Linked DNA regions of Mus musculus: region 2 is linked to region 1. A link is a loop called in an ENCODE intact Hi-C map of the cell type or tissue named here. Cell type or tissue: heart. All regions are shown on one strand. Each heading gives the region's core, and the rest is flanking DNA. Links, peaks and the distances in the headings are about the cores only. Region 1 overlaps Peak1 (pseudopodium-enriched atypical kinase 1). Region 2 has its middle 75 kb from the start of Gm31529.

What was found. Peaks named below come from ENCODE experiments on the same cell type or tissue, not always from the same donor. Only the 100,000 strongest peaks of a DNase experiment are listed, where the experiment ranks them.
Region 2: it touches region 1 in a loop (6-fold over the local background); 23 of 42 quality-filtered maps call a loop at or near these places.

The regions. Positions count from the first base shown.
Region 1 is chr9:56,207,874-56,219,685 of GRCm38, forward strand. The region is part of intron 6 of Peak1 (pseudopodium-enriched atypical kinase 1); the gene reads right to left. Among named protein-coding and RNA genes, the nearest start is that of Peak1os, 28 kb to the right of the region's middle. In heart, for the core only: a CTCF peak has its summit at 5,657 (motif pointing right); DNase peaks (open chromatin) are centred at 5,708 and 6,198; H3K27ac peaks cover 1,068 bases.
Region 2 is chr9:56,499,562-56,511,373 of GRCm38, forward strand. No RefSeq gene overlaps it. Among named protein-coding and RNA genes, the nearest start is that of Gm31529, 75 kb to the right of the region's middle. In heart, for the core only: CTCF peaks have their summits at 6,609 (motif pointing left) and 6,814; DNase peaks (open chromatin) are centred at 3,330, 5,650, 6,630, 6,920 and 7 weaker places; H3K4me3 peaks cover 2,307 bases; H3K27ac peaks cover 6,677 bases.

The DNA of each region.
Region 1 (11,812 bases), core at 1,193-9,192:
TCCAGCTTTCATACAAGCCCCTTAGACTGTGGGCTCCAACTAACGGAGCTGGAAAAGTGGATGTACGCATGCTGAAGAATGGAACTTGACCCCTAAGCTCTCATCAGTTACAAAATCAACTCAAGATGAATTAAAGATTTACCCTCAAACTATGAAGTTATAAAACCAGGAGAAACAGGGAAAAGACTGTAGGATGTTGGATCAGGAAAGAAATTTGTGTACAAGACTCTAAAAGGATAAGTAATAAAAGCATAAATAGACATTAGAGACTATACCAAACTAAAAAACTTCTGTATCACAAAGAAAACAGACTGAAAACATAACAATGGGAGATATAATTGAAACTACATATCTGATAAGGGGCTATTCAGAATGTATTAGGAATTCTAAATAACTGGGCAGTGGTGGCACATGCCTTTAATCCCAGCACTTGGGAGGCAGGCGAATTTCTGAGTTCAAGGTCAGCCTGGTTTACAGAGTGAGTTCCTGGACAGCCAGGGATACATAGAGAAATCCTGTCTTGAAAAAAACAAACAAAACAAAAATCAAAATAAAAAAATACTAACCAACAACCAAAAACAACAACAAAAATCACTAAAACTCAAACAATTCAATTAAAAGTAATTAGCACAAGGCATACAATGGGACACACACACACATACACCCCCCCCCCCACACACACACAGACATACACTCATACACACACACACACGAACACACACACGCACACCAGAGAAAGGCAAAGCAAACCATATCCCTCACTTCCACTAGAACGGATGTTCCTGGGCTGGAGAGGTTGCTCAGCAGTTAGGAATACTAGCTTTTGTTGTGCAGGACCTGAGTTCAGTTCCCAGCACACATGCCATGAAGGTCACAAGCACATGTAACTCCAGTTCCAGGAGGACCAGCTGCCTCTGGGCTCTGAGGGTGCTTGCACTCAGATAGACACACCTCACCTCCCCATATACATAATTAAAAAGTAGCAAAAACAAATCATAGAAAAAAAAGCAAGGCTGTCACCGAAAGAAAAAAAAAAGCGCTGGTGAAAAGTGTGGAGAAACAGAACCTCGTGGTGCACACTGCTGGTGAGAACAGGAAGGAGAACAGTCAGAGAGGAGCCTCAAAGAGTGAGAAACAGAGCCACCACGTGACCTCACACATTCACTGCGTAGTCACGGGAACGGAAGCAGCACTGTTGAAGGAACATCAGTATTCTACCGTTTACTACTGATAGGCAAGAAATGGAAATGATATTAACTACTGACTGGATAAATAAACTATGGTACATATACATAAAAATAACAACAGTCTGTGTTTTGTGATGACAAGGATGGAGGTGGAGATGATTTGCTAAAGTGAAATAAACCAGGCTCATACAAACAACAGTGTGATCTCAGTCAGATGTGGATCCCTAAGAATGGTCTCATAGAAGCTGGACGGAGCTAGTGGTTTTCAAAGGCTGGGGAGAGGCTGGGGATGGCTGAGCAGCAGGTGTAAACAATAGGTTGGAGGCATGAATTCAGATGCTTGTACAATATTATGATTATAGATAATACACTATTTAATTTCAAAGAGCTAGAAGGAAGGATTTTGAATGTTTTAGTACCAAGAAGACTGCATGTCCAGTTTATGTTTTTCCAAATAAGAAAGGATAAGTAAGCGTCCAGATAAATATTAGCAGTTTGCAGAGTTGAGTGTGTTGCAATGCCAAAGCTGGTTCTGCTCTATCTTTTGTATACCTAGAAGACAACACAACTAGCATAATAAATGTTCTCTTACATTCTGTAGGAATTTCTAAGCCTGGCGCTCTTTCTCATCCCGTCCCCTGTGGGGCAATGGGTTATGCACAGACAGTCTGGTCTCCAGTTGAGCTGAGGTGTGGAACCCTGGTGAAACCCAGTGGTGATAGTTCACCTACATGGGATGGAAGGCGGTCCCTCATGTCTCCTGGAATTCCCTGGCTCCTGTCGAAGTTACCGTCCCCACAGCCCCCACAGGAGAAGCTGTGGCTTTTAGTCACGTACACAATGTCCCAAGCTTCTGACCTTCACGCTAGACTTCTCCCAGTTACCTAGCAACAACAAGATACCGTCCCACCATAAGAGGGGCTGCTTGGCCCCACCTCACTCTCTCCTTTTACTCCCTTTCCTCACTCTCTTACACTCTCTCCTCCCACTCTCTCTCTTTAACCTCTTACCCTAGACTTTCTTCTCTCTCTCTCCTTTCCCCCTTCTTTCCTCTTGGCCATGGCTGGTCTCTCTCTTTTACCTTCTCTCCTTCCCCCTACCTTTCTACAATAAAGTTCTAAAACCACAGACTCTCTGTTCATCAAGGCCTGCTGTGCTTGGATGGTGGGATAGGCTTTCTTCCTAATGAGCCGTTTCTAATCTCCCGATGGAAGGCCTACCTGTGCTCCAGCCATGGACCGGACAGGATTCTTTCCTTCTGCCCTCTCTCCCGTATCCCCGGGGCTGAGCAGGTGTCACCCTAGGGCCCCTGGTATCAGGGGCTGGCCCTTGTCCACCCCCCACCAAGTGGGGTCAGTGGCTTAGATGCCCACCTGGGACCGAGTGGAAAGCATGTGGCATCTTCCCAAGTCCATCTGCCCAGAGCACAGGAGGAACTCTGGCCAGATGCGGGCTATCTCATCCTCCCCGTCTTTCCCCTATACCCCCCACATCCTACAGACCCCTGTGCCCCTTTCTGTTTTATTAGGGATTGAAGCCAGGGTCTTGTTAGGCCATCTCCATTAAGAATGCTCACTTTTAACTGGCTCCTTATACCAACATCAGGCACTAAGATCTTCCAGAAGGAAGTCTATGCAAAGCAGGCGTGACTCAAGGAGAAAGCTTTGATCTCAAGGGGACATGAAAGTCGTACACACGTGAGATCACCCCAGAGGGGTCTGGAGGTTCAGAGAGTGCAGATGCAGTTTACCCCTAGTTCACAGACCAGCACGGCCTACTCAGCAGGGACACCACACCCCTCAGGTACCATAGACTCCAGGAATATATGCTCTTGGGGGTTTGGATGCTGCCTGTTTGCTACAGTGATATGGAAAAGAGCAAGTTTTTTTAAAAAATTATTTTATTCATTTTACTTAAAAAGAAAACTGCAATTCTCTTGGGAGATGCAGAAGGAACTCCAGCTTAGAGAAGCAGCATGCACTGATGTCTATTCATAAAGATATTAAAAATGAAAGAAAAAAGGCCCTGGAGCCTCGGGGGAAAAGAGCATCTCTTGCTCATAGCCTATGCTTATTACAATTAGAGACTTGATCGCACTGGTCCATGTATGGAAATAAGTCCACATGTATGTACTGAAATAGGCGAAAACAAGCTCTTTCAAGTTTTCTGCCACATACTTACCTAATCAGTTTAAAAAATGCTTTATATTTATTTTAAAAGCAAACTTCACATCTTGAAATAGATGTCCTCGGGCGGAGTTCAAGTCCAAACATCCATCTTTCAGAAAATCCTATCTTTGGAAAGCCCTCCAAGTCCGGAGCACACGCAGTGCACTATATCCTGTATTCTCATCAATCACAGGCATTCCTTCTATAATGCACTGATGGCAATGCTTCATGTTTATGTGTCACTGGGTATTTAAAATCCTATACGAGCCATAACTTAGTTGTATGGGGCTTGGATCTGGCACAGGTGCCATTAAACTCATTGGCAGTTTATAATTTGCTCAGTATCATATTGCCTGCTGAAATGGAGGTTCCAGGGTCCCAACTCTTCAGTCTTTGAAACGTCTATCAAATATCATTGAGCTTGGTTGAATGAGACTGAAAATTAAACTCAGTTGACATGTTACAGAAAGGACACTCCCAAGGACTTAGGTCTGGGATTTAGCCTTGCCAATAGCTGAGTATCCTTGGGCATGCTCATTCAGTTCCTCTGGGTCTCAGCCTGCCTCATAAAGCAAACAACAGAAAGAATATGGAAACCTTACCTCACAGGCAGCTGGAGAGATGAAATGGGATCAAGTATACTGAGGACATCTACACACGACTGAGATACACAAATGTAATGCTGATAGCCAATCAGATCACTTGGAAATGTTAAAAAGGATGCACTCATACAGAATATAGTTTTTCAAAGAGGACAAGGTAAAAAAAAAATTACACTGTTTGTAGGATGTGTGCAAATGTCCAGGTCCCTTCTCCTTTAGGTTCTGAGAGCTACCTGCCACAGCAGCGGGGCTCGCTGACTGCTGGTCCGAGGGAGGACAGCTAACAGTAAAGGTTTTCTTGTTTTTTTTTTTTTTTTTTTTTTTTTTTTTTCAGATAGTGTCCTATGAAGGATCCAGTCTGGCCTGGAACTCACTATGGAGCTCAGACTGATCTCAAACTTGAAGTACTCCTTCCTTAGAGATTACATATAGCTACATATGTAATTCCTGGGATTACATACACCTGTGGTCACTACACCTAGCTAAGGTCACCACCATCGATGCCAAGATCAGCATTATGTTCTAGTCCAAGGAAGCCATCCTAGTTCTAAGAAAAAATGGTTTAACTAAATTTTTACTTTTTACTATGCCAATTTACACTGAAAAAAGAAAAAGAAAAAGAAAAACTTCACCATTAGGTGGTTCAAGATCAAATGTAAAGGAGATAGCCTATCCTGTGATATTTAAATTTATCTGCATGTACACACAGAGGCAGTCATACATATTTTTATAAAGTCTTCCAAAGTTTTGGGAGTAGATAAGAACATGGATTCTACAACTAGAATTTATGTTTGGCTTCATAGATCAACTTGAGATAAAGGGTTGGAGTGACTTACACAGAAGAAGTGATAAATTGTTCCACTATTTTGGATGCTTGGGAGGAAAATGGCCTGCCCAGAGAGCAAGCTGAGTAGGTAGCACTTCCTTATCTCTGTATTTACACAGACAGGCTGAAGAATAATGGGTCAATCTGGTTTAAGGGCAAATGAAAACGAGAGAAGAAAGAGCAGAAGAGAGAGGAGAGGCACTGTGCTTTTAATTGGTTTATAACCGTGAAGCCGGTTACAACCCAAACATGGACTTGTGGAGATTTCCATAATAGGATTTCACATGATAGGTAGCTCATAAATCTTTATTATAGAGGCTGCAATGATGTTAATTTAGGCAGGAATATTATATTATTCTATGTACTACATAGTAGCCATTTTTCAAATATTAATAACTTGACTCCTTTAGATTAGAAAAATACCTCAAAATGATCTGACTTCAGATGATAAATTTCTAGCCCAAAAGTTATTCTGGAGAACAAACCACTCTTTCCAGAATAAATGGACAAAGTTTTTACTGCCAGTTTTTTTTTTTTTAAATTCCTTTACCTAATATTTTCTCTACTTGGGATCAACATAAACTTTTCAGCTTCACGTTTTCATCAATCTCTTTTGAACAGAATTCCCACTCTTTCCTTATAAGGCTAGCTGGCTTAAACAGGGGCATCTCAAGGAGCCCTCAGAAGAACTATTCCCACAGGGATCCTGGTCCCATCTCCCACGCTCTGAACCAACAGCAGAATGAGGAAAATTTCACATTCCTAACAAGAGAAAACTATGGGAAAGCCTTTTTAAAATGCTGCCAATTTGGGCAGATTCTGTGTTTGTCTACAGTCTCTCCAACTGAAGAACTGAGGGACTGCACCCCAGAGACACTAGAGGGAGCTACAATATCAGCATCCAAGCACAGAACACATTGCAGCAGAACAAAATCTAGCTGCTGAATGTGGGAAAAATATACCATGGTCTGTCTGTCTGTCTGCCTGCCTGCCTGTCTGTCTCTGTCTCTGAATCATCAGCGTTAGCGATGCCGAGTTCACTCAGTAAAGGGAGCACCAGATGAGAAGAGTAGAAGCTGGCTAGGAGTCCTCCCTGGGTGCAGGGGTTTCATGCTCACCAGCTCACCGGGCATGTCAGCTTGATCCCTCCTCCCAAGAAGGATCAGGGGACCATTACAATGGGTAGCTAGCTGATCTCTACACGACATAATGTACAGTTGCAAAAGCAGGGGCTTGAAGGGAAAATGGGTACATATTTGAGTTGGCAAAATACACACGGGAGGAGCAGTATCTTGTTGCTATTAACTAAGCAGACCAGCATGGCTGATGCTTCTACAGCACTGGCCACCGCTTGTCGGATGAAAGCCATCTGACAAGATTTCCAAATACAGGGTGGGGACACTTTAACCACTGACGAGTTATCTGCTGGGAAATGGAAAAACAAAAAAACAAAGCCAGAATCAGGGTCAGATTACCCTCTCTCAAGACCTTCTAAAACCCGGGTCAAACACACAATATGTACACAGCCTGGTCCCAGCAGGGGATCTGAGCTGGACAATGGCTCCTCACACACAATCTGAAAAGTTTAATTCCAAACATTCATTTCGTTCAGGGGCTCATTTTATGTGTTGCTCATGGCAACTGCTCTGCATACCTTTGAGGCAAATTTGTCATTATAAAGCATTTATGTTTGTAATAAGAATGTCAACCCAGACAGCTAACTTGTATAAAGTAGACTGTAGGGGGCCATGACTGCAAAGCCACAGTATGAGCAGCTGGGAAGGAAAAGACAGCACACGGCTATCATTACTGACCCTTCCAGAATGCCCTCACTGTCTGCTACCTGTAAAGTAGACCTTCCAGCCTGCTGCCCTTTGAATTTAAGATAAGAAACAGAGACAAGGGGGATGGGAGTGGCATGAGTATGATATGTAAGCTGGTCACTTACTATCTCTTGATTCTTTGTCCCAAAGGTGGCTTGAACTGCTAGTGTTCACTCGACATTCTGTTCCACTGCTGACCACATACCTGCATTTGTAAACCACATTTATGTCTCTGACTCTCACACTGTAAACACTGGCTGAATAATTTGTGTTGCCTTATCCTGTGAATTCCTAATATCCAGTACAATCAAACCTGAGCCCTTTGCACCCTCACTCTCTGGCCTTCTCTGTTCCTGGTGAATGGCTCCATTACCTGGCTCTGTTTCCTGTTTTCCAACATCAAGTTCACTCTGGACTTCTTTCCCATCTTTACTCCCTATGTCCAACTGATTTACAGCTCCTACTGATTTTATTCCTAAATATCTTCCAAATTGTCCTTTCTTCACTTCTACTGTTACCATTACTGCCTTCCTAGACTACCACAAAGGTTTTCCAATGGGACTCCTTGCTTCTCCTATGAATTCCCTTAAAAATAACTTTCACAGGGAGCAAAGGCATCTTTAAAAATATGCTATAACATACCTATTTAGATAACCTAGCAGTCTCTTTTCACAACTGTATTTCCTGCTCCTTTTCCATTCATTCCTACCATGGTGGTCTGTCTGTCTGTAGCCAGTCTTCCATGCCTGTTGTACCCTTTCTGTCTGGACATCTTTCTTACTATAGTTGGCTGATTTTTTGGGTCCACTTTAAGAACAGACACTTGTATCTCAGGGCCTAACAGAGAACAAGGCACACAGAACATGTTTAATTTACCTATACAAAACACCAAGAAAAAGCTACACTGAATCCAGGGTGGCTATATTGTTTATTTGCCCAGAGCAGCTAGAGTACATGAACAGCTTTCATGAAACAGATGGAAGTTGGCAAAATAATGGGGAGGGGGCAATAGCAGACAGACCTGAGTAATCAATGCTCATGACTGATCTGACTACACGATTGAGGAAAACTGGATCAATGCTAGCTGTCTGCTGAGTGGAGTCTGCCCTAGAGACTCACCAACTTTATACTGAACAGAACTACAGAACGACAAGGTCCTTCGTCATTCTACTCAATTTTCTATTCTTTTCCCCAAAGAAAGTAATAATTACAAAATGCAGGACTCTTCAAAAATAGCCTACATTAGCTTTTATTTTTCCATTATGGGCCCAGTGTGCCTTCAGCCTTCTTCCACTTTATCAGCAGGGAATCTCATTTCCTTCTCACACTACGAGTTTTACAGTGCCTCAGTGAGCCTTAAGTGAGATGGATATTGTAGGGAGTGAATTGTAGATGGACACAATGAGAAACACTGAAGAGCATATATGTTCTCCCATCTGGGCTGTTCTGTTGCAGTACACAGAAGCACAGCTGCAATGGGGGTGTGCAGAATGATGACACCTAGTGTTTGATAGTCTAAGGATATAGAGGTCAATTACTGCTTGACAGTAATTCCTTGGCCTGCTGAGGAGTATCCCTTACTTCTGGTTACAGAGGTAAGATCCACAACCCCATCCCTATAGGCAATGTTGTTACAACAACCTTCAAAATAGATGAAATGTTAATATATGAAGCTGCCTGGGCCTCCACACTGTAGATGCTGAGGGCTCCACACTGTAGGAATCTGTTATGAGACTTGTCAGGCTGGTCGGGTATTTTAATGCTTAAATTACTACAAAAATGTTCACATGGCTAAGAAACTCATTTGGAACCTAGGAGATATTTGAGAAGGCAATGTGTAAGTCTTTACCATTTGATTTGTGACTTGGAGCTCAGGATCCAGATTAGGAATTCAATTAACGTGAACCCAAACTTGTAATTCCCAATATGTTCTCTTACCTCATCAATATTAAAGCTCTGATTTTCTAGGCAATCTATTTTGACTCCAAGTTCTTTCTTTTGAGCAAGTTCCCAGCTGGGGCTCTGACACTTCTGCATGCATGGAGCCGTGAAGTGAGGTGCCCACTAATCTAGAATGGCCATGTATGTGTAGCTGGCTACTGGTCACCCACTTTCTGTTACATTTCAATGTTGGACATATTTGTGTTGAATTATGAAAGTGGGAATGGTTTCCCACCTAGATTTTCCCTTACTACTAAGCTAGTAATTAACTGCCTGTGTAGATAGTATGAGCTCGTTGTAAATTCCTACCGATAACAGCTATTCTCCGTAATGCTTTTTCATTTAGTGTCTTGCTTTCTCAGCATCTACCCAAATAAGACAAATTGGGATTTGAGTAAAAAGTGCAATAAAAGGCACTGGTCTACACAATTTACCTCAACTTTATTACAAGCTTTTAACAAGGCTGTGGTGTAGGAGGAAAGTGAGTAGCCTCGCTGGTATAACAGGAAAGTCCCCATGTCTACTGAGCTGTTTATCACCTGGCATTGAGAACAAAGACCTGTACTATGAAAAGAGAAGACTCCTACCATCTCAACTTTGAACTTCTTGGGGGAAAACATTCAGAAAGTTAGTTGCATTTTTATATATGTGAAGAATTAAACAACTTCTTTAAAGTAACTTCATCTAAATTTAACACATGGTCTTTCATGACAGCATTTGGTCAAAGATTATCTCATTGAGGTAAATAAAAAAAAAAGTCTTAATGAGACCAAGCAATAATCTACCAGGTATCTACCCAATCTCTTCTAGGCAAAAGGCACTACACAAGGGGCTAGCTTACTGGCTCAAGTACAATAATGGGAGAGGTACTGCTTAGGAGTCAGGAGTCAGCCTGCCATGAAATTGGTGTCTCTCCAAACCAGGCCATCCTCTCCGGCCTCCATTTCCTTTAGTAACAGATGACGAAGGCCCTTCTAAAACTGACCTTAGTCTATTAGGATAATTGGCTAGTGGCTACTATGATTTTTTGAAAGACAAAGAAGGCAATGGAGATTTTACTTGGATAGCAGGGAGGTTTAGTTCAAGTTTAATCTTACATTTAGCTTTATTTAGAGACCAGGGAAGTAAGTTAGGGGCTGGAGTCCAGCCAATGTGCAGCTCACCCAGACAGTCTGGTCTGCTGGGTGGTAGTCTGCCAAGATGACAGAATAAGAGAAACCATGGATGAGGAATAAAACAGGGAACTGAAGGTGACCGATTGTGTGGGAGTCAGTTTTGCTTTTTCCTTTACTAAGGCACTTAATTTATTAAAAGTTGACTACATTCACAGCCTCCCCATTTCTTATCCCTCTAATTTGCTGGGTTGGTGTCCAACCCCACTATTACACATAGTCTTGTCTTGAAATAGGCTCAAGCTCTCAGCCTGGGGACTATGCATTTTGTGGCTAGGGTCCCAATTGTTCCTGCTTTGAGTCACATCTCTATGTATGTAGGCTTTTTCTCACATTACAGATCCTTCCACTAACAGTCTCATACACCCCATTTAGTCTGAATTAAATCAAGATACTGGGGGGCGAGAAAACTTTTTCTAGGCTTCACGTTTCTTATGAAGCCCAAGCTCTGTGTTTAGCTGTTGAGCCTGTTTACCTTGGCTGACATTTGCATGCTTCACAGACAACGCATCCCTTGGATTCAGATATCACTGAATGGCACTGCCATCCTTTTGGGGTTATCCTTCCTAGAGGCTTATGACTGCTGCCTTCATCTTATGTCTAGGACTTACTATACAAGGCTCACACCTTTGGCAGCTCTGAACCACATGTCCCTTCTTGTCCTTTGTCCTGCTGCAGTGTGGGTGGACTCAAAATTACCTAGACTATTGCAATAACACACCAGTGAGTCCCAGCTTGCTAAGAATGAATGAAGCCATCGTGACAGAAGAGGGTTACAGGATATGTGGGCATGTTGGCAAATACCTGTAGTCCCAGCACTTGATAAGCTGAAATAGGAAGACCCTGGGTTTCAGCCCAGACTAGACTATACATCTAGACTCTGTCTTAAAAAAACCCCACAGGATTTAATATATGCATGATATTATCACACTAAGTTGTACAAATAAGCAGTAATTCCATTACACAATATAGAAACATTCATGTGTCTCTTACCCACCATTACTTTTGACATCTACTGCAAGGACCATGGCTTAGAATCTAGTACAATATATAATAATGGACATTTGGTAAAATATTTTGTGACCTTTCAGAAGAAACAATACAAAACATGATATTTTTGTGGGTTTACATCAATACATATGCATAAGGCAAGTCTTTGCCTTCATGGAGCTTGTAATTCAGTGAGAAAGCCAAAAACATAACTCTTTAAATAAGACAGATTATAATGAAGACTCAAACAGGGGGGGTTAATGCAAAATTAATGATTTTAGTGAAAGTTATAGTGGGAGGGGCCCCATGGCTAATCTGGTTATATTCTGCCTATGTCCCCAAAATTTGGGTAAAGATGAATTAAAAAGTAACAAAACCAATTTCAAGACAGGAAATTTCACATGGGCATGTGGCCTATGACATGGTATATTTGGTCACTGGCTGGAAGTGGTTAGAGCTGCGTAAGGAGGCTAGGGCAAGAGCAGCTCTCATGGCTAAGGAGATGAGCACAGAGAGGCTCGGCTCTCTGCACTGGCACATGGCAATAGCTGGGAAGTTGCAGAACTTGTAGCATGAGGGCCTCACTGCAGGAGGTGGGTCACTAGGGGATGAGCCTGGAGGATTATAGCCCAGTCTTGTTTCTAGCCTCTCTCTGTTTTCTGGTTTGGTGAAATGTGAGGAAATAGCATCATATTTCTGCCACCAGAGCCACAAGTTGTTCTAGCCATAAAGCCTTCCCTCCATGACAGACTGAAATCTCAGGCAGTGAGTCAAAATAAGTCCTCCCCGCTTAAGCTTAAGGAGCTTCTTGTTATACACCTGGCTACAGTGACAGGGGAAGATGGGTAAGTCTTAAATATAAGACCTAAGAGTAAACGGTTTTCTACTTTACAGAGAGACACTAGACTTAGAAAAAGCATGTACAAGGCTAAAGCAACATAGCCAGTTTGCAACTGAACTTTAAGGTAAACCAAGTTCTTCTGACTTTAAAACCTCATTCTTAACTACTTTGTCAAAAGGCCTCAAAAATTCTATATGGAAACCACCGTGGGGGTTGCTGCTACAAATGTGGTTTTCCAGAGCTCACTGCCAGCAATTCTGAT
Region 2 (11,812 bases), core at 2,047-10,046, 290 kb after region 1:
ATGTGCCATGGAGCTTGGCTTTTACATGGTGCTAGGGACGTAAAAGCTTAGGTCAACACCCACACACGGTGGCTCACAACCACCTATAACTCCAGTCCCTTGGGATCTCACACCTTCTAGTCGTAAGGAACAGCCATGTCACTGGTGGCCAGACATACATGCAGAGTAAATATCTGTGCACATGAAATAAAAATTTTTAAATTCTTTGACAGTTTTATACAAATCTATAATGTAATTTGGTCACTTTCAGCCCAGACATCCTCTCTCGGCCCCTCCCACTCCCCTAGAACCACTCCTTCCCAACATGTTCCCCTCCAGCGCACACTAGACAGAGCTTTACTCCTGGGCTATGCTCCCAGCCTCTTGTGGTCTGTTTATTTCATTTGCTTGTTTATGGGGTGATTTACAGATCTGTGTGTCACCCCTCACATGGGCCCCTGCTCTCACTGGATTGTCCCCATTTTAAAATATGTGGTACTCATATATGAGACAATAGAGTTTGTGTGTGCATTAAACTAGTTACATTTAGAATAGTACTCGTCACAGAGTACAGGACACATAGGAACTTAACAAATTTTTTGGACAACTCGGCGGAGGGTTGGGGGGGGGGAGAAACAACATCTAGATGCACCATAAGTAAAGTGAGTAGTCTCTTCTGCTTTTTATATGAATTGTATCATTTAATTCCTAACACAACTTTATATTTCATCCACTTTATAAGTAAGTAAACGAAGACTGGGGTCTGGATGATAAGCAGTTTGCATAGACCTGGAAACAAATAGGGAAGGGTGGTTTTAGTTTTGGTTTGGTTTGTGGGTTTGGTTTTGGTTGGTTGGTTGGTTGGTTGGTTTTTCATGACAGAGTTTCTCTGTATCTTTCTGAACATCCTGGAACTCGATTTGTAGACCAAGCTTTTTTCCCTTGAACTCAAAGATTCACCTGCCCCTGAACTCCACATTCTACCATAACCACACTGAGGTTGGTTTGGTTGGGTTTGTTTGTTTTATTGTTTGGTTTGGCTGGGTTTGGTTTAGCCCAGGCTGGCCTAGAATTCAGTAGGTAGCAAGAATGATCTTGAGCTCCAGAGAAGCTGAGAACTGGACATGATGTTGGATGTCTTTTTTTGTTACCAGCTGTTCTAGGTCCCAAACCCTGTAGGGTTTAAGTGCTGTTGGAATGAGTGATGTAAAATAGCTCACCTGCCCTAGCCACGGGTCAGGCAGGAGAAGTGATTTGAACTAAGTACTAAGTACTTACAGAGAGGAAAAGTCTTTCTCAGAAACTGTCTTTTGGCCAGATGTGGTAGCCCACGCCTTTAATCCCAATACTTGGGAGGCAGAGGCAATTGGATCTCTGACCTGAGGCCAGCCAGGTCTATGAAGCAAGTCCAAGACAGCCAGGGCTCTCTTACACAGTCAAATCCTGTCTTGAAAAAAAGAAATTAAAAAAAAAAAAAAAGAGCTATCTTTTGAGAGGAAATGATTTGAAAGAGCCAGTAAGGCTGGGAGAATCAAAAGGTCGCGATCCTGAGGCAGGAAAGGAAGGAGAGAAGCCATCCTGAGGCCGGAGCAGCCAGGGTGAGGTGTAGGGACTGCAGAGCCAGCAGTCATGCAGAGCCATGTAAGAAAAGAATGGGGAAGATCTTAAACTCCAATGTAAGGACCATGTGGAGAGATTTCAATAGCAGTGAGGAGCAGATATATTCTTAAGGATTCTTCACTGCCATGAGGAAAATTCCAAGGAAACAAGAGAAGACTCAAGAGCTTGGTTACAAAGCTGGCACAGAGCCTATAGGAGTGGCCACAGCAGGCACACATCCTTAAAACCAGCCAAAGCCGGTGGATCTCTGCGAGTCTGAGGCCAGCCTGGTCTACATATGAGTTCCAGGACAGCCTGAGCTACCTAGTGAGACCCTGTCTCAAAGGGGGTGAGGGGTGGGGGTGGGGTAGTGAGGAAAGCAGGCAAGCTGACACGGTCCAGTGAGAAGCTTCAGCAACTCAGCGACGGTAGGGTGGGGGAGTGGGGGTGGGAAAGAGCCCGTAGACTCAAGATTTAGTTTAGAATTGTAATGGACCAAAGGCTTAAGGGAGTCTATGTAAATGGGAGGAAGGGCGCAGAAGAATCAGAAATGATCCCATGGGTGAGACTCAGTAGTAAAACATTTTGAGTAGCAAGCACAAGCCCTGAGTTTGAGCCCCAGAAGCACCCATGTACACACACACACACACACACACACACACTAATATCTAGCATTTGGGCTTTAGCAGTTGGGCCAAGAACAGCGTGCTATTGCCTGAGATGGGACAGAGTTGGAGACAAAATGTTGTAAAGGAAAGATCAAGAATTCGTTGTGAGCCTGGAGTTGTAGCTCAGTTGCTTGAGTGCTTGCCTAATGGATGGCGTTCTGGGCCCCTCCCAGCAGTATGTAGACTGCATGCAGTTGTACATAGCTGTAATCCCAGCACTCTGGAGGCTGAAGCCAAAGGACCAAAGTTCAAGGTCATCCTTGGCTGGCAAGAGTTCAAGGTCAGCCTGGTAAATTATACAGTGAGATACTGCTTTAAAAAGAAAGCAAAAATTTTTCCTTTTAGACTAGCTAAACATGAGATTAGCCCTGAGCAGCTGGCTTAAATCTCTTTGCTATCAATTAAAAAAAAAAAAATTCCTTTCAGCTCCTAAAAGCCTGTGGTTTCCCTGAGCTGCTAGCGGCAGGTCACTGTTTGAGGACATTCCTTCCTTGCTCAGTGCATAGGCACACGTAGGCTCACTTACCCGAGCTGCTCACTCAACTATGAAATTAAGGAACGGTCTCCTTTTTAATTCTTCAAGCTCCTTAGGAAAAGAAAATTTAAAACCTCGCATCTGCCTTTGTTTAAGATTGGCCAAAAGCAGCTGAGTGTTGTAGGATATAAAAATCATAAAATCATACCATAAGCTGATGACTAGAAGAGACTGGGAAGCAATGCAGCGTGTGCCGGGGAGACTGGCCAGAAATACATTTGGCATCATTCAAGGAAGGGTAATACGAGAAGACACGGGAGATGCTGCCCAGAGCAAATGGCTGCTGAGATGATTTTACCCTCCTCACGTCAGCTGGGTCCGAGCATGGAACGTGAGATGCTAGCCTCTTTTATTCCTGGTCAGTGGATGTTTTAAGTAGCCTTCTATTTATGAAAAGCAGTTCTCAGTCTTTTTAAGGCAGACTAATGTGGCCACTGGGTTTCCCTCAAAGCTCGGGAGAGCGAATGTTTTAGATATAGTCATCCATTCCATTTGGACATTTCCATGCACTTTGGGTGGAAAGCTGAGGAAGTCCCTCTCCTCTGGGAGCTAGTTCATAGTACAACAATAAAAACAAAGACACGGAAGCCAGCTACAGTGGGGTCTGATAAGTGATCAAACAGCTGTGAGCAGAGAGTCCTGGAAAATACAAAGGAAGGTTTCGATGGTTGTGCTACAGGGAGGTCCATAGGGGGCTTTTTAAAAGAAACTAGAAATGGCCAGGTTGCTCTGTGGTAGAGCGCTTGACAGAGTGATGGGGGGGGGGGGGGCAGGTACTGCAGACAGTGAAGTGTTTGGGAAGTGGGTTGTAATAAGCACCAAACGCCATGCTAAGGGACCTTATTTTGTAGCAGAGGGAAAAATAATCACAGCTGGTTTTGCAAAGCAATAGCATGAGAAGATAATAAACTAGCTCAGAGGATCATAGTCTTTTTTTGGTTTTTTTTGTCATGAATCCCTGTGGCAATCCAGTAGGGGCTATGTATGGATCAGCCCTTCTAGAAGCAATGTTTTCAACTACATTACAAAAAAGAAGAAGTTAGCCAGATGTGCAGGCACATGTCTTTAATCCCAGCATCCAGGAGCCAGGGACAGGTGGATCTCACCAAGTTTGAGACCAACCTGGTCTACAAAGTTCCCAGCCAGCCAGGGCTACACGGTGTCTCAAAATAACATGAAAAAATGTTAAGAAATCCACTATATTAGAAGATAGCTATCAAAATATTTAAAGTGTGTCATATAGACATGCTTGTGCTCCCCCACAAAGCCATAAATAACATGTCTAAGATGGGCAGAGTGGAGAATGCCTGTAATCCCAGAGAGAGATAAAGAAAGAGCAAAATGCAGCAGGGGTTATAGGTGGGCGGGGTGGGAAGAGAGGCTCTGATGGGCAGGCCCTCTGGAGAGCTGGGGGAAGGCAGGCTGGGGCAGATAGAAGTGGCTGGAAGCAAGGTCTTTGTGGTGTGTTCGTTTACTGTAAAGAAGTGCCAAAGCATCTCTGTTAATGGGCTACTCTTGAGAGCTAAGTTTGGACATGGAGTAACACGGGGTAGACTTACAGGGAGCCAGGTCACCTATGAGCTCTCCTGCCCCTGGTAAAGATTTCATGTTCAAACTTTGCTTTACCCCAACCATGACTATGCTCCCCTTCCCTTGACTCCAGAAGAGCACATGGACAGAGGAGCTTTTCTAGCTAGCTTAGATCAGCTAGCATCTCTGCAGTTATTAGAGCCTGTTCTTGCATATGCTTCCTGCAAGAGATTCAACAAGGGAACTTGTGCATCTGGAAAGAATACTCCAGACGTTCCTCTGGCGTGGCAGTATCTGTTTATGTTGGCTGATTTTATAGCAAGTGTGCTTGGGATGTTTCCTGTTTGTCTCTTGGAACTGTATGAAAAGCTGGGCATGGCAGGATAGGCTTAGCATCCCAACACTCAGGAGGCTGAAGCAGCCTGATCTCCATAGTGAGTTCCAGGCCAGCTAGCACTACAGAGTGAGACCCTGTCTCAAGATAGAAAAGATCTGGGTGAAGGCTACAGGATGAGCCAAGCACGGGGCAGCAACTAAACACCTGGGGAAAGGCTGGAGACTACAAAAAGATTATCAGCTGTGGTCATGCCCCGAGGGGTTTCCCACTCTGAAGACTTGACCCACAGTTAAAGGGGGCCAAGATTAATCATGCCTTAATCTTCACTCTCAACCAAAGGATCGTTCCTGAAGATCTCGTCTATTAAGGCAGTGAGGATTGCTGCAGGGTATGCAGTAATGAGCTGCAGGTATTTAATGAGAGACAAGTGCGGTTGCTGCAAGGGTCTAGTACTCAGTGCCTCATCACAAAACCAAGAGGGCTGGTTTGCTGGGGAAAAGGAGCCCCCGTTGAGTCCATGGGTTGCGAGGGTGGAGAGGAAGTTCCCTTTTGAGATTCAGTGTTGCCAGGAAACACAAGATCATCTGGGAAAGACCTTTGTTTTTGTTTTAATTAGGTAAAGATTTTACATGCAGGGAGCAAGTAGCTGACTCCAGAGGAGGAAAAGTTGGAAGAAAAAAAAAAAGTCAATGTGAAGGAATAAAGACATTTATTTGATGGAGGTAGGGATGCTTCGGCCTCTTTCCCAGCCCCTGCCTCACCTGAAAGTAACTGCCTGGTCCAAAAAAAAAAAAAAAAAAAAAAATCCACCTACATAGGGGCAACACTCCCTTCTGGTCCTTGTCAGCTTCCGAGTGTCCCTCTGTCCTGTGTCAGCACCTAGTAGTCTGAGTTCAGCAGGAAAGGCCGGATGCAGGCCTGGCCCTGGCCCTTCTCTCCTAGCTTGACAGGAGGAGGCCTTGACCTGCCTACAGGATGCGGGTTCACATCCTGCACCTCATCATGGAATCCGGCTTCGCCTGCTGCTCTGGTTTCTTCTTACAATCCCAAGAGACAGGAGCCCTGCAGGGCAGGGAAAGGACCCAAGGCCAGACTTCCAAGCAGAACGCTTTTGGGATGCCTGAGCCTCAGCCTGTCTGTCTTTCAGGGGTGGGGAGGGAAGGGCCCCCCACTCTTTCCCAATGTCCCAGTCTTAAACTCGTGCAGTCCAAAACAAGCCAGTTCATTGTGTTCTTGGATATAAATATTGATTCTGGTTGATGTTAACATTCTGTTCATAAAAGAATGTAACATATTTCTCTCACACCATATTAGACTGATGTGTTGTTTGGCCAAGAGAAGTAGAGATTTCTGGCTTCTGCAGAAAATGTGGACATTTAAATGCATGCAGCTTTCAGAAGTCTGGAGAGCAGACTCAGAATAGCAACGAGGGCTTTTGGCTGGCTTCAGCCCTGTCCTCCTCCATCCTTGGCTTGTCACTTTGGCGTTCCTAATCTCTTGTAATTAGGAAGCTGCTTGGCTGTCCACATCTGCTTTCATCAGGAAGGCCTATAAGGTCAGCGCTGAACATTTTTAATTTTCTTCCCTTGAGAAAAAGATCTGGGAGGTCTCCCATTTTTCTTCCCCTCTCCACGTGGGAGGGGAGGGTAAAGGCTTCAGACCAGAGGGTGGTCCATCCAAGCATTCCAACCTGGGCCAGACAAGCCCAAGAATAGGATGTGCTGGCCGCCTTGGCAAGGCAAATTCCCCACATTCCACAAGCGCTCTTCACGGGAAATCTAACTCATGAGAAAGTGGAATTCATGATGTGTATGCGTGTGCATTCGGGTGCCAGCACGTCTCACACAGACAGATCCCCGGCTCTCTGGTATTTCGTAAGAGTGGTAGAGCCCATTTCCAGATGTGGGAAGCCAGACTGGGTCGCTGTGCTGTCAGAGGAAGCAGCGCCCTCTGCTGTCCAGATCAGACAGCACCGCGGTGGAGGGAAAGGACCCGAGGGGTCTGGAAAGCAAGTTCCTGGTTAAAACCTTGGCTCACCGTGGCATGCTGGAGGCCTTGCACCTCCTTTTTCTTCCCACTGCGAGCCTGCAAGAGGCTGGCTGCCCTCGGACTAGCTGGTTCTTTTGATGTTCTGTAGCTGCGAGCCAGCCAAAAATGAGGATTTGCTATAAAACTCCAGCCTCCCGCAGCATCTGCTGAGCTAGTTCCGAGGTGAGAGGCAGTGGCGCTGACTTCTGCATGAGAACCTAGCCAGCAATCCCAAGCCAGGCGAGACAATAGGGGCAGCGTGCCCACGAGGAGGCCTCTGGCCGAGAGGCAGCCCTGTGGCCTCATTGTGCCCTTGGAAGGCGCTGGCAGAGGCCTGGCTGCCTCCGAGGCTTCCAGCAGAGTGGAAGCTGCCATGGCTCAGCTCAGGCATACTGGCATCTCCACCTCCAGGAGCTGGCAACACAGACAGAGGGAGGCCCCGCCCTCTGCCCTGTTTCCTGCCAAGAAGAAGGCTCTGCAGCACTGCCAGAGTCGATTCGCCGGGTTGAGGGAGGGGAAACGACAGAGAGCGAGAGAAGGAGAGAAGGGGAGAAGGAGAGAGGAAAGAGGTAGAAAATGGGAGAAAAGGAAGGGCGTAGGGAGGAAGAGAGGGAGGAGGGAGAGAGAAGGAGGGAGATAAAGAGGAAGAAGAGAGGGAGAGGAGGAGAAAGGAAGGGAAACGGTGAAGGAAAAGAAATGAGGAAGAAAGAGGGGAGGGAGAGAAGTGTGTGTGTGTGTGTGTGTGTGTGTGTGCGCGCGCGCGCGCGCGCGCGCGCTGCCCAAGCTCCCAAGCCAGGTGCAGAAAGCTACTGAAGCAAACTTATTGGACAACCTTTCAGTTTTGCAAGAGAAAAATAGAAGGCATAAGACAATCAGTTTCTGTTTTGAGGGGAAGATTTTTATTTGTTTATTTTTGGCAAACTGAGCTCCTCTCTGCTGGGAGGACTGAAAACCCAAACCACCAAACAGCCCCTAACAACAATGCCCTTCTCTCTCTCTCTGGGACCAATTTCCAGACAGCACAGCGGTCCTGACAAGGTCAACAAGCCGAAGCTGGGAGCGCAAGATCTTTATCTACGTGGGAAATAAGAAAATCATTTGACTGATAAAAGGAAATACAATAAATAGCATCTAAATTCCTGGCTGCATTCCCCCGAGCCCCTCCTCTGCAAGAGAAAGTGCCAGGGCAGGAATACAACTGCCACTACAGCAGGTTTAAAAATAGCACACTGCACACAGCCCTTCCTACCTTCCAGAAAGACTTCATTACCGGGTCCTCAGCCCTGAGCCTGCAGAGCCGCTGCCGGGGCTTTCTTACCCCTGCTCTGGATTTTTCTTCTTTGGAAGCATGAAGGCAGCGGGTGTGATACATTTCCCTCCCGCTCAGCTAGTTTCAGTCCTAGCACGTCTGGCGCACACGGCGAAAGTCCATTGTATTTAATGGGGTGTTAACTCTGTTTATTCTCTAGGACTTGTACGGTAATTTTACACTCTGCAAAACTAGCAACTTGAACCTGAAGTGCTTTTCCCTCCTCCTCATGCCACTCCAGTGGGCCTTTGGCTCCAGGTCCCTTCACAAGCTTAGCGTTTCCCCAACTGAGATAGCCAAGCATGGTGCAAGCTGCTTCCTGCAGCTGTTAACTCTGCTGGGGCCTGAGACAGGTCTGCATTTCTTACAGACTTAGTTTGTGCCATCTGTTAAATGGGTATTTGAATCTGCCTTGTGTACCTAGAAAAGCTGTTGGCACTGGTTCTCTGGTTCTCAGCTGGTCGCTTTTGTATCTCCTTGGAAAACTGTTAATGTACATGACCGAATGATCCCTGTTAGCCTAAATCTCCGAGTCTCTATCAAGTTAAAGGACCCAAGGCCATGAAAGCAATTACCACCTTACAGATTCATAATATAAACTCAGGTCTTTTTTATCTTTCAAACACTAATTCAAAAAATGTAAGGAGCATCATCACTTGGGAGGCTGAGGCAGGAGGATCAAGAGTTTGAGGTCAACTTTGGTTACATAGTGAGACAATATCTCAAAACAAACAAAAAATATTTTAGGTAGCTTGGTACCTGGGATGCAGCTGGTGGATCCGGACTATTTTCCATGTATTCCTCTCTTTTTAAAAGAGAGAGAGAGAGAGAGAGAGAGAGAGAGAGAGAGAGAGAGAGAGAGAGAGAGAGATAGGCTAGGGAGATGGCTCAGTGGTTAAGAGCACTGACTGCTCTTCCAGAGGACCTAGGTCCAATTCCCAGCACCCACATGGCAGCTCACAGGTGTCTGTAACTCCAATATCTGATACCCTCACATAGATGTGCATACAGGCAAAGCACCAATGCACATAAATTAAAAATAGATAAATTATTTTTAAAAAAAAAGAATTCTCTCTCTCTAGGCCTCCCACCCTCCTTTTTTTCTAACACACACACACACACACACACACACAATTCACGAGGTCTTGTGTAGCTCCAGCTGGACTCACTTCTTAGCTGAAGAGGACTGAGCTACTGATTCCCCGCCTCCCCCCCCCCGCCCCCCCCCACTGCCTCTGCTTTCCGAACTCTGGGGTGACAAGGATGGACAAGTACACTCAGCAGGAAGTGTCACTAAAGTACAGGGCACACAGGCTAAGCAGGCAGCGCTTCACTCATCAGATGCATCTTCCTCAGCTCCCTCTGCCCGTTGTCACTCCCGGAGGTCACATTTGGCCAGCTGCTATCTCTCACACACACACCCTTTCTTGCACAACTTTGTGATTTTGAAAGCCTCTGCCCCATTGCTGAGCAGGGCTTTCTTTTATCTCTCATATCTCCAAGCACAGGGGTCTCACTGTACTGACTCTGTTCCTGGTCCTGAGCCATCAGCTCCAACCTCTCCGTTGCTGGCCCAGTTGCTGTTTATGCCTTTCTGGGTTAAGCATATTGGAGCGTGGTTATTCAGGCCTGTCTCCCTGCCTCTGCATTCTTGGACCTTGGCATTGTGCCTGGAACACAGTAGGCGCTGGGTACAAGTTTGTTTAGTCCAATCCCTCATCTTTATGACTAATGCTTCATTTCGACCATTTTGCAAAGGTTACAGTGTCTCTGAAGACTTGTTGATGTCACCTCCTTCCTCTGCGGCTCCACACCCATGCTGGTGGTGAGGGCACGAGAGTCCTTCATGTTACCACAATTCCCAACAGTACTCGTCTTCAGGGCCTCGGTATTGCTAGGTACAGTTAGCCCCTTCTGCAAAGACACCTTCCTCCTCCCTGTGGCTTTCAACAAGCAGCCGGCTGTGTGTTCCTGCTTCTCTGGCTCTCTTGATCCTCTCAGTGAGGCTCAGCTGCTCCTGTCTCTACATTCCTTCCTGAACAGAACAGATTTGACTAATCCACTGTTTAAAATATCTCCTCCAACTTCAGCTTCAACTCAGGGCCCGGATGTTCAGTGGTCTACTTGACGTCTCACTTCTGAGGCTTTAGGTGGCTCAAGTTTAAACCCAACCTCTCCTCCCTAAGCCTTTCCCTTTCAATAATAAGGCACATTCTGTACATACACCCTCCCTGGGGACTTGACAGCCACTCTCTTGGAAGAGGGATCCAGTCAAGGGATATCCAAATATTATAGATTCCAGGCGATGGGGACATGACTTCTTTGCCTCACAACTCTAATACACACCTAAATGCTAGGTAGACAGGGCAGCCCTCCAGTGATCCCAGCACTTAAGAGGCAGCAACAGGAAGTTTGGAACAATCTGGCTAGCTAGACTAGGTCAAATTGGCAAGCCCTGGGTTCAAGTGAGAGATCCTGACACACACACATAACAAATAAATATTATAGATTCCAACCGCTAACTTGGATTTGAAACAAAACTAGGGTTTGTTGTTGTTGTTATCCTGAACTTAGGTGCCCAACAGGGTCTAGCCTCAGCACCTTCCCAGACCAATCTAGTTTCTATTTTGCCTCTAGAGCAGAATGGGCAAGCGAGGTTTCCCAAACCATATTCAATACAAGTCACAAGCAAAGACAAATTCTCTCTCTCTCTCTCTCTCTCTCCTTTTGATTCTTTGTGAATTTCCCACCATGTACCCCAATCCCACCCACTCATCTCCCTGTCCATTCATATACACCCTCCTCCCTTGCAACCTCCCCCAACAAATAAAACAAAAAATAAAATAAATCTTGTTGTGGAGGTGTGTCCCACAGTACACCCTTTTGCCCAAACATCTTCACTTGCAAATGTTCGTTGCAATGAGTCATTGGTCTGGTTCCAGGCCTCTGGCTTCTGCTATGCTATCAATACTGGATCCTCGTCAGGACTCCTTTCAGATATTCTGTTTTTGCCCTGTATCATGGAGATTCTGCAACTTTGGAATCTTCTATGTGCTCCAGCATTTCATAGATTGGTGGGGCCAACTCAAGCCCTGGGTATGGGCCTGGATGGAAGCAGCTAGCTCTCCTGCTTTGCCCAGGCAAGGGTGGGGCCAGTTCTCCAGTGCCCATGCCACCAGGGCCAGCTCTCCTGGTCTCACAACTTCAGGGTAGGCCAGCTCTCCTGCCTGCCGTGTGTGCTTGTGTGCGTGTGTGCAAGGCGGCAAGGCGGCAGCAGGGCCAGCTCTCTGGTGCTCATGCTCTGGGACATGCTCACCCATGCCACCAGGGTAGTTCTACTGTGCTGCCCAAGTGAGGTGCTGGAATAAACTCTCACTCTTTAGCCCAAATGAGTCTGGAATTTACTTCGTAGCCTTGGAACTCATGGTGATCCTCCTGCCTTAACTTTCCAAGGGTAGGGATTACATGTGTGAGCCACCACACCCAGCTTAGGTATTCTATTTCAAGAAATATTCTATTTTTGAAGTTTTGTTCAAGCTCCCTCTACTTTATCCCCACAGGGTGCTGAAGATAAGACAGAGGCAGGTAAATTTCTGAGGACAGTTTTGTAAATCTGCAGGGGACTGCTGGGAGTGAGAAGCCAGGCCTAGGCTAGGCGAACACTGACGTCAGCTTTGCTACATCAACTCCTTTTTCTTGATTTTATCATCTGTAAAACTGTTGAGCAAGAGCTGGGCGGTGGTGGCACACGCCTTTAATCCCAGCGCTCGGGAGGCAGAGGCAGGCGGATTTCTGAGTTCGAGGCCAGCCTGGTCTACAAAGTGAGG